2 separate regions of the Homo sapiens genome follow, and region 2 is linked to region 1. The links are chromatin loops, found by intact Hi-C in ENCODE. Cell type or tissue: Calu3. All regions are shown on one strand. Each heading gives the region's core, and the rest is flanking DNA. Links, peaks and the distances in the headings are about the cores only. Region 1 has its middle 580 kb from the start of SLC16A7. Region 2 has its middle 470 kb from the start of SLC16A7.

Region 1 (5,395 bases), core at 188-5,187:
TCTGGTTTACTAACCAGCAATATAAAGGAACAACCTATTGATACACAAGCAACTTGGATGAATCTTCAGGAAATTATGCTGAATCAAAAGAAATCCACTTCTAAACGCTTACATGATATATGTTTCTGCTTATATAATAAAATGTTTGAAATAATAACATTTTAGAAATGGAGGCACATTTCTAGTGGCGAGGAGTTGAGGGAGAGGCGATTAAATGGCAATAGGAGGAATATTTGTGGTGATGGGAGTACTCAATATCTTGACTGTGGTGGTGGAGACAAGAGCTTACATAGGTGATACGATGGCATAGGATTTAATACACATCCACACACACATACACACACACACACACACACACACAATCAAAACTGGAAAAATTTGAATAAGATTGGTGAATGCTATCAATGTTCACATCTTGATTGTGATACTATATAGTACTATAGTTTCATACAAAACATTACCATCAGGGCGGGGCGCAGTGGCTCACGCCTGTAATCCCAGCACTTTGGGAGGCCAAGGTGGGTGGATCACGAAGTCAGGAGATTGAGGCCATCCTGGCTAACACAGTGAAACCGTGTCTCTACTAAAAATACAAAAAATTAGCTGGGCATGGTAGCGGGCGCCTATAGTCCCAGCTATTCAGGAAGCTGAGGCAGGATACTCGCTTGAACCCAGGAGGCAGAGGTTGCAGTGAGCCAAGATCGCGCAACTGCACTCCAGCATGGGCGACAGAGTGAGACTCTGTCACCAAAAAAAAAAAAAAAAAAAAAAAAAAAATTACCATCTGGTCAAGTTGATAAACTGTACAAGGTGTTACTCTGCTTTATTTCTTACAACTTCATGTGAATCTACAATTATCTCAATTTAAAAAACAATATCTAGAACACCTAAAAAAATGGAACAGAAGAGATAACACTCAAATCTCCTCAATGTAATTATTTTTGACAATTTTATTTTATCCCCATGCAATAAATATGAAGTCAAAATAAACATATTTTTACCCATTCTAGAACACACACTTTTTTTCCTTGAATACCCTTCAGAGGAAGATATTTCATAAACCACAACAAAATAATGCCAATAAAAGAAGAAGTCTGAGATTTCAGTAAAGAGAAAAGTTTTGGAACATGTCAAGAAAGCAATTAGTCTAGATTGAAACTTTAGGGCTCCCGAAGAGGTGTTTCAGAGAAAATAAATTGACTTCACATAAAAGGAAATATTCTTTTAAGGCTGGATATACATGAGGTGAATAAGAAGCCACATTATTATTTTTTGACAGCATTAAGAAATGACTGTTATTCAGCAATTTTAGGAAAACAAAAAGCTGTTCATCAAAGCGGTGATTAGTTGGTACAAAGTAACTTGTGATATTGTTTCAAAAAACTGAAGAAGTGTTGGGTAAGCATATGCATTTGACCTTGAATATAGGGACATCCTCCATTTATTACACATATAGATTTTTCATTCATTATTATTTGGCTACTGGACCTTTTTAAGTTAATTATTCTTTGGCACTATTAAAGACATCTTTAAGTTGGATTTTTAATCATGTTCTCTGTAAGCTGTATAATTTTAGCAAATGTGCAAACTGCCAAAGATTACAAAAAAGTGTTGATTTCTTCCAAAGTGCTAAAATAACTTTTGATTACAACTGGATTGGATTCCTGTCTGTTTTACTAAATGCATTTTTATTCTTTCTATCATTAATATTTCTTTATATAAAATGTAATGTTTTCAAACCCATAATAATCAATGAGTCTAAATTGTTATCTGTTATTTCTACAATATGTGTTTCCTTCTCAGAAATTAATGGAAGTTTGCAAGTCATAATAATTAGGTGTGACTGTTTATCTGAATGACATATGTTGGACATTTTAATAGTTTCAGAGAAATCTGTAAGCATCGTGTAAGAGTCATATAATGAAAAAGCCACCTGATATGAAAGAGAGAATTGTGGATGGTGGAAAATTAGCTATTAAAATAGAAAAATGCAGTTGGCAAAGGAGCAAATAGAAAACAGTAAACTGATGAGCAATTTCTCAACCAGGGAATAGGGTCAGGATGAAAAATGTTACTACAGTGGAATCATTCCTTAACTATTACATTTGCAGTTTTCCTATAATGAGTCAGAAATCCTTATCAAGAAAAAACAATTACTAAAGAATGTACCTTCTGGGAAGTAAATTTATAAGGTGAACATACTTAACTTAGAGACTAAATTAAAAAAAAAAGAAAAGATCACTAATATTCTCACAAAACATTAGCATTTTATTGGTTGCTAGAAGTTGCTGACAGGTTGTTAATAACAATAGCAAGCATAGAAAAGTGTGTCAAGCTTCCTGTTAACCAGTCTGTGTGGCTGTCACTTTTAGAGATTCATTTTATTGTGTGGACACATTACCAGATGAAATCAGTAGGTGGGTTGGTTTTGCCGCATCCCGCCCACCCTACTTTGACTTGAGAAAGTGCACTGGTATTTCTATTCAGCTCTACACTAATGCACCTGACTACTTCCTGAAACATTAATCAACCACAGCCAGAATGAAAATCAATATAACCCTGAAACATAGCTCCGGATACCAAAAATAAGTGTGAAAAAAAGACAGAACATGCGGCATTTTTCTCAATGTTTTGGAGAATTGTGCTAGCATTGCAAAGTACAAATGTTCTTTCTTCCCTCTGTAAACAGCTATGGATATGAATTTTATATGACATTTTCAATGCTACGTGATGTATTCCCAAAACAATATTATTGAAGGCTGAGTCTCTGTCCTCTACCGGCTGTTATTTATGATTGCTGCTTTGCGGCAAACAAAACACCAAACACAAATAATGGTGTGCTGTGTATAAAGTTTTTCCCCCCAGTGTAAAAAGCAAATGTATACATTTTGGTATTTGCTCATGAAAGAGGTTTGTCTATGTAAAACAGTATTCCTTTCAAGAGATCATGTAAGAAAATAAAACTGAGGTTGGCAACAAATTCTGTTGTATGAACTAATTGATTCAGCTGATAAACTGTAATCTGGGGCATGACAGATGGCAAGCAGGCCACTGCACCTCAATAAAGGGGAGGTCAAGCCTAATTGCTCTCTCTCTCTCTCTTACACACACACATTAGACTTAAATAGACAAGAGGAGTGAAATCTCTATTTCGTCATAATTTTAGATGTTTAATTGGCAGTTAATTTCAGAGCTGTTTGTTCACCCATATTTAGTTTTATTTTTTAAATAAACAGTATCTTTCAATAATTGTAGATCCTTTACTTGTTAATTTAATTGCCACATTAATTTCTTTGTTAATTTAATTTAATAATTGTTGATGCTTTGTAAATTTAATCAACAATTTTTGATATTTTACCGTTAGTATTTTTTTCTTTTTTTTTCCTTCCTTTTTCGAGACAGTTGCGCAATCACGGCTCACCGCAACCTCTGCCTCCCAGCTCAAGCAGTTCTCCAACCTCAGCCTCCTAAGTAGCAGGGACTACAGGGCGCACACCCAACTTTTTTTTTTTTTTTTAATTTTTCGTAGAGAAAGGCTGGTCTCCTGAGCTAAAGGATCTGCCTGCCTCTGCCTCCCAAAGTGCTGGAGCTATAGTCATGAGCCACTGTACCTGGGCCATTAGCACCTTTTTAAAAAGTGTCAGAAAATAATATAAAAATGGTGATGATCTTCCACATTTAAAATGAATTGAGATAAATATAAAATTTGTTTGCAGACCAGTAAAATACTGGAAATTCGATCATTATATTTTGTTCACAATCTTGATGCATTAGAAACAGAAAACTTAGGTAAACTGTATTTCATTTTATTACAGAGTTCGTTGTACTGGCACTTTACTGTGCTCTCCAACATTACATAATTCTCACTACAACACTGACATTATACTTCTCTCCCCCAGTTCTGTAACTAGTGTTTTCTCTAATTTTCATATTATTTCTCATGCACTATCTCAGTTGCCTATCACACAGAAACATTAGAGAGCATGTGTATTTTACAGAAATATTTTACAGAATTTTACAGAAAAAGAAACTGAAGTTCAAAAACTTAGAATGTATATACCAGATAGACAACTTCTGTCCAAATTAGGCAAGCTTTATTCAGGTGTGGCTCTCTCTCTAACCCCTAAACAGTCACCTACCTCACAATTTTAAAGAGGTCATGCTTCTTCAGAACTGTTTTCCTTTTGCTTTCTCTCATCTGGACCTTATGCTTCATTCTTCTTAAGTGAGACTTGGTCAAGGTGTTGACATGTACCCACCAAAAGGCTGAACCTTATTCTATCAGTTAACCACCAAGTCATAGCATTTGTGTTTGTTTTTCCTCATGTTACACTCCTCTAGTTAAAATTCTTGCCAAAAATCTAATTCTGACTCAACCTAGCACAAATTTAGTTTTTTTCTCATTATTTTTGGAGATTATTGTTTTTATGTTGATTCATGGTTTCTAATGTGTTGGACATAATAAGACATTTTGCAAAGAGGTTGGTGTGCACATAAAATTTACTTAATCACCAATTACCTCCAGTGCAATCAATGGATCATGCATCCTTTTCATGGCAGTATCTTTCCTTTAGGTTATACAACTCTGGCACATCAAGTTGGCCTATAATCTTGAGCCTTCAGTCCTAAGATTTAGTGCTTCTGATTCTTTTTGGAAATAGACTAAGAAAATTGCCCCTTAGTGTATGTTTTTATAAAGCTATTTAGCAATGAGATTCTGGGCACATGGGAACTTCTGGGAACGCTGTATTTCCATCAGTCTAAGGAAGTCTCTGTTAACATCTGCTAGACAGCACTGATTCACAGCATTAAGTGGAAGCTCAGGACATTTAGCAGTAGGAATTGTTAAAAGTGCTTAAAAATGGTTAAAAATATAGTTAATTTGAGTTATACTTCTCATTCCTGTCATTTGTTTCCCACTGCTAGAGAAGATAATTTCTCAGCAAGTGTTCAAAGAAATTCTCAGAAAGAAGCCAAGGGCAGATATAAATCCCTAATAATAAATAATAAGGTACAGGCTGTACAAAAATGATATTAGAACAGTTTTATTGCTTTAGATGGATCTTAAAATTCCTCAGGAATAGAAGAATAAAAGATGATTTATAATCCTTACAATTATGGCATTTGAATAACTGAATCCTGTTTTTAAATCATTGGGTGTGATAGTTCCCAAGTTTCACATGTGTCCTTTGAATTCATTTTTCAAAAAAGAATTATAATCTTCTGAACTTATTATAGTTGTGCTAATATCTTCACTGGTCTCATCCTGGAATCCTGAAAGAAGCTTTTCTTTTTCCAGACATTATTCACAAACCTGTTAATTGCGCACCAGGATTTTTGTTTATTTTGGATGCTGCAGCTACACTCTGGCTACTTAAGACTACGCACAGGGTGA
Region 2 (5,395 bases), core at 252-5,251, 100 kb before region 1:
ATTATTGGAGTCTAGGACTAGTACTTGTGTATGCCTCAGTTGGAAGGGTGTCTAGAAAAGCAAATATCTGAGTTATTCAGGTTTTATAGTAGTAAAAGGGCACTTCTCATCCACACTCATGATGAAGAATTGTTTAAATAACAAAGTGGAATCTTATCAAAGTCATTAGAACTTTCAAGACCTCAAATCTCCCAAGTAAGGCAAGTTGGGTTCTCTCTCCACCCCCTCTCTCAACCCATCACCCCATCTCTCAATTTCTCTCCCTCTGTCTTTTTCTGTCTCTATCTCTGCCTCTTTCTACCCTTAACTTTATCTCTTTCATTCAACTGAGTTCTAAAACAGCTATGATCCTCCATAAATGAGTGAATTATACATGAAGAAAAGAAGTAGGATGAAGACTAAAATTTAGTCTCTGATGAAAGTTACATTGTTTAGTCCAGATTTACCATTAACACAGCTGACACAAATATCTTAATTTGAAAGCTATATCTATTTCTCCCTTTGTTCAGAACCTATAAGAAGGAAAGAGTAATGATTACTAGTCTGCCTCAAAGCCCAATACACTTACTCCGTGAACAATGAAGTAGAGGAGTCTAGCTTCATTCTTCAGAACAAGATACACAGAGATAGCCCCTAATTAGAACTGCTATTCCTTACAATGGTGCTTGGTCCTGCAGTCCAGAAACTGGATTTTCTTTGTTTATATTTGATCATTTTTATCAGGGACATAAATTTACATAAATAGAATTTAGACAAGAAATATATATAAAATATATTGTCAATGTATTAATTGAAAGATATTCCTTTCTAGGAATCAGTATATTCTCTCTTATAACCATTTCTTAAGGAAAAATTAGTGATCAGAAATTTCTTGATGTGATTTATCCCATTGGCTGAGAAACACAACTTCCATTTGCAATGTAGTATCTCTTACTAATTCCAACTATAATGGCCTTCTTTCCTTCTCTTGAGTTAAAAATGGCATGTGTCTCAGCTATAGCCAATAAATTATAATCAAAAGTCTGGGGTCAATGAAATTCTGAGGAAGCTTTTGCTTTACTGATAAAAGAGACAATCTAGCATCGCTTCTTCCATTTTATTATTACCCTCAAGGCCCCTGTGGAGCAGTGGTCACCATTTGGCAAACTTGATAATACAGCACAAGGAAGAAAAATTAATATGGTGAGGATGGTAGTGCAGTAATATAGAAAGTCCCAGTTACTTGGATACATCTTTTAACAACTGTATACATACCATCTATTTACACCACAGTTGTTAACAATAAATATCTTTGTATTTTAAGCCACTATTAGTCAATTATTTGTTAATTGAAACCAAAAGTATTTTCCACGAATATACCTGATGAACATGAAACCATATGAAAGACAGTAAACTGTTCTAGGAGAAAGGGTATTTAACACAAACATTGGAAAACCCAGTGAAATATTTTCCCCACACAAAATAGAGAAATTTCTTTAGAGAAAAAAAATTACTTCTGTGACTTTATTTCCAGTGTATTTCTTGAATAGACAGTATTTAATGTACTGTAGCTTTTGTCTATGTAAGCTTATTTTCCATAATTTTAGGCTAGTCACCAATTGCACGGAAAAATTCACATTTCTAGTTCAGATTGCCTATTTTTTTTCTAGTAGTAATTTTGTCTTTTATCTTCAAGGGTTGACATGCATCAGTCCCTTGATTATAATGGCATCTTAGAGTTACTGCTTTTAGAGTTGCAGTCTGAATTTTGCAACTAATTAGCTGTTGATCTTAGACAAGTTATTTAACTGGAGCTTTATCAATCTATGTCTTAAATTATATCTTGGATATTTAATTTCTATACATATGTGCTAAATCTATTGCTAGCATTGAAACATCCTAGGCTCTCCTCGAAATAAAAGCATACTATTTTGATGCATTTTACAGTTTTTAAAGTTGCTTATACATTTTTAAACACTTGCCTCTGTGATTTTCTCAATAGAAATAAGCGAAACAGCAAAACATTTACAACAGTGACATTGTTTGGCTCTGTGTCCCCACCCAAATCTCACCTTGAATTGTAATAATCTTTACTTGTCAAGGGCAAAATCAGGTGGAAATAACTGAATCATGGGGCGGTTTCCCCCATGCCTTTCTCATGATAGTGACTGAGTTCTCAGGAGATCTGATTTGTTTGTTTGTTTGTTTTTTTGAGATAGAGTCTTGTTCTGTCGTCAGGCTGGAGTGCAGTGGCGTGATCTCGGCTCATTGCAACCTCCGCCTCCTGGGTTCAAGCGATTCTCCTGCCTCAGCCTCCCTGGGAGCTGGGATTACAGGTGTGCGCCACCATGCCTAGCTAATTTTTGTATTTTTAGCAGAGACGGGGTTTCACCATGTTGGCCAGGATGATCTCGATCTCTTGACCTCATGATACGCCTGCCTCAGCCTCCCAAAGTGCTGGGATTACAGGTGTGAGCCACTGTGCCCGGCCGATCTGATGGTTTTATCAGGTGCTTAGGGCTTCCCCCTTCGCTTGGCACTCATTCTCTCTCCTGCCACCCTGTGAAGAGGTGCCTTCCGCCAAGACTGTAAGTTTTCTGAGGCCCCCTCAGCCATGCAGTACTGTGAGTCAATAAAAATTCTTTTCTTTTTACACTACCCAGTCTCAGGTATTTCTTCATGGCAGCATGATAATTGACTAATACAAACAGTATCTGCTAAAGAGGAAAATTGCAACAACAACAACAACAACAAAAACAAAACAAAAATAGCTAATGAATATTGCCAAAATTCATTTATTTTAAAATTATATGTAAAAGTTAGTGTGAATGACAGTTAAAAAGACATTATGGAATTTATGCTAAATATCAGTTTTTCCTTTCACTGCCTTCAATCTAACCTGTAACAGACTTTGGTATAAAGATATTTAGTCAACTTTGATACTTACTTTCCTCTGAAAGAGGAGGGAAATCCGTAATGAATTCTTCAAGAGAATATCATCTTCAGTAAATGCCATTACAATCATAAGGTTGTTGGTAATAAAGTTATGAATGATCACATTGTTTAAACTTTCAGTGAAAAGAATGACTCATGCACACCTGACATATTTAGGAGGACTATTGGGCTGCTTATGAAACTGATCTCTAAATCTTAGGAATGTTAAAAATACATTTTTGTTTCTATCTTTAATATTATCATTTTTGTCACTGTAGAATTTTCAGGGTATTTAGAAATTCAGCCAACTTTAATTTCTTGGTGGTGAAATAAATAGCTACTCTTTTCTGCCTTAATGTTTATACATATTCAATACTAAATTATTTAAATTCAATGTTAATGCTTGATAATTTAAGCAGACAAATTAGACTATGCAAAATTAAATCTGATTACATGATTGTTGAAAGGTAATATCACATACAGCTTGGTACACCCCAGAAAATAATTCTTTATAAAGGAGCTGAAACTTTAATTACCTGTGTATATCACTTTATATTATTATCCAAATTATTATGCTCTCCCTCACATAAAATTCTAATTTAGTTACAGTGCCATGTAATGTTCCATACATTCATTTTTTAATGTTCCTCAATTTTAAATTTGGTCTTCTTGTCATATAATAGTATTAATATTATATAGACATATTTATTTTTATCCATTTTATTCTCAAAAGGTATTTAATATCATTATACTTTTCTTTCACAAAGTAATTGAATAATAATCAGAGACTAGAGGAAGCATTTAGAATCTAATAAAGGATGATTCCTTTCTGATATTTGATTCCTGGTAACATTCAAGCTTCATTTCTCCTCCTATACCTTCTGCTCCATATCTGGGCAAAGTTGATAAGAAATCTTTGTGCTCTCTCCTTTCAGCCTGGTTGGAAGTTCAAAGCATGAAAACCCTGGTTCATACATAAGAACCTTCATCTCAGTCGCATCCCCTAACTACCATAGAAGCAGAGCCAGTCTCCTTTTAGATTGTCATGGGAAGTTACTGTGCTTGTGCCAGAAAGCCTCAATATGTGAGGAATAAACTTTTGTATACTTTCTTTGTGTCTGTGTGTGCAGCATCATTAGTCTCAACCCGAACCAATGCTCAGGGGAGTTTCCACCTTCTTTCTGAATTGGTTACAATTGGCACTCTGGGCAATTTGTCTAGGCAGTGATCACCACCACTAGGCACCATTATTCTCTCCTGCTTTGGCCTGCTAAGTGGTTTTGGTGCCTGCTGGTAAGCATGCCCTAAAGCTGTGCTTCTCTGTATTGTGGTTGTTAAATCCTACTGAGCCTTTTATAGATGTATAAATATAAGTCAAAAGTTTTAATAGTTGCCATTTAAGTACAGAAGTATGGGACTGGGACTTTCTTAAAGTGACCTTGGGTCACCTGTGTTTGCCCAGACCTATCTTTATATCTTAGCTTGAGTCATGTGTCTCGATTCTAGTGTAAGCCACAACTGATGTTAGGCTCAAGGCAATGGCTTACCTTGTGACTGCTGGCTGTGTCTAAACAGAGGCCTAGCCACCCATTCTATAGAGTACTCAGAGAAAAAAGAATGATATTCTTTGCAATATATGCCCCATTGGCTGGCTGTATGGAACAAGAATAGTTACCATGTGGCATCAAGAGGTCACACTGCTAAAAGCAAATGACTTACTAGAACCCTACAAAATGCTTCTGCTCTTGCTACTGGCTGTACTTTTGTGGCCACAAGAAAAAGATCCTGATCCACTGGGTTCCAGGGAAAAATGCCCATGTGCCGCTGTGGTACAAGCACAGGGCTAATTCAAACCTGATTCAAACCTAGTTACTTAACACATATAAAGCATCCACCAGCTTGGGAGAAATCCCTAACGATGACAATAGTGATTTAAGGATCTCTAAAGGAAGGAACTTACAAAAATAGGCAAGACAAACAGGATATGCTTCTGGAGTAGAGACCATAGCCAAAGAAGAAGAGGAGAAAGAGCTTCCTTTTGGATATAGAGGAAAAATACAAATACCTAAAATATAGTGCACAATTTTACTCATTTGGAAATCCAAAATTTACTAAAACATTTTTTTTTACAAAAAAAGGATAAAAGTGTGCTGATTAGCCATTGTGCTTCCACAATGTAAATTCTGAATTAACTTTAACATCTTCTGAAATGCATCAATTGGCAAACTTTAATGGCTTTAATAGAAGGGCTCACTTAAGTTACAGTTATATCTGGGATTCTACCAAGTTTAAATAATGTATCCCCTGTACTCTTTTGGGAATTACCAAATATAGAAGAATCTCACTTTAGCCATTGGAGCTACTGCCTTACTTAAAAATCCACACAGCACTTACTGCCCTAAAATATCCCATAGCAGGCATGGACATTCCAATTCAATGAGTAATACATTAAAATTACACTAAGTCTTTGGGAATTACAATT

What was found. A loop is a pair of places that touch in the nucleus more often than their neighbours do. Peaks named below come from ENCODE experiments on the same cell type or tissue, not always from the same donor. Only the 100,000 strongest peaks of a DNase experiment are listed, where the experiment ranks them.
Region 2: a loop joins it to region 1, with 5 times the contacts of the local background. A loop is called at or near these places in 1 of 110 quality-filtered maps.

The regions. Positions count from the first base shown.
Region 1 is chr12:60,170,367-60,175,761 of GRCh38, forward strand. No RefSeq gene overlaps it. Among named protein-coding and RNA genes, the nearest start is that of SLC16A7, 580 kb to the left of the region's middle. In Calu3, for the core only: no CTCF peak of the experiment used is centred there; DNase peaks (open chromatin) are centred at 2,445 and 3,435.
Region 2 is chr12:60,067,705-60,073,099 of GRCh38, forward strand. No RefSeq gene overlaps it. Among named protein-coding and RNA genes, the nearest start is that of SLC16A7, 470 kb to the left of the region's middle. In Calu3, for the core only: no CTCF peak of the experiment used is centred there; no DNase peak of the experiment used is centred there.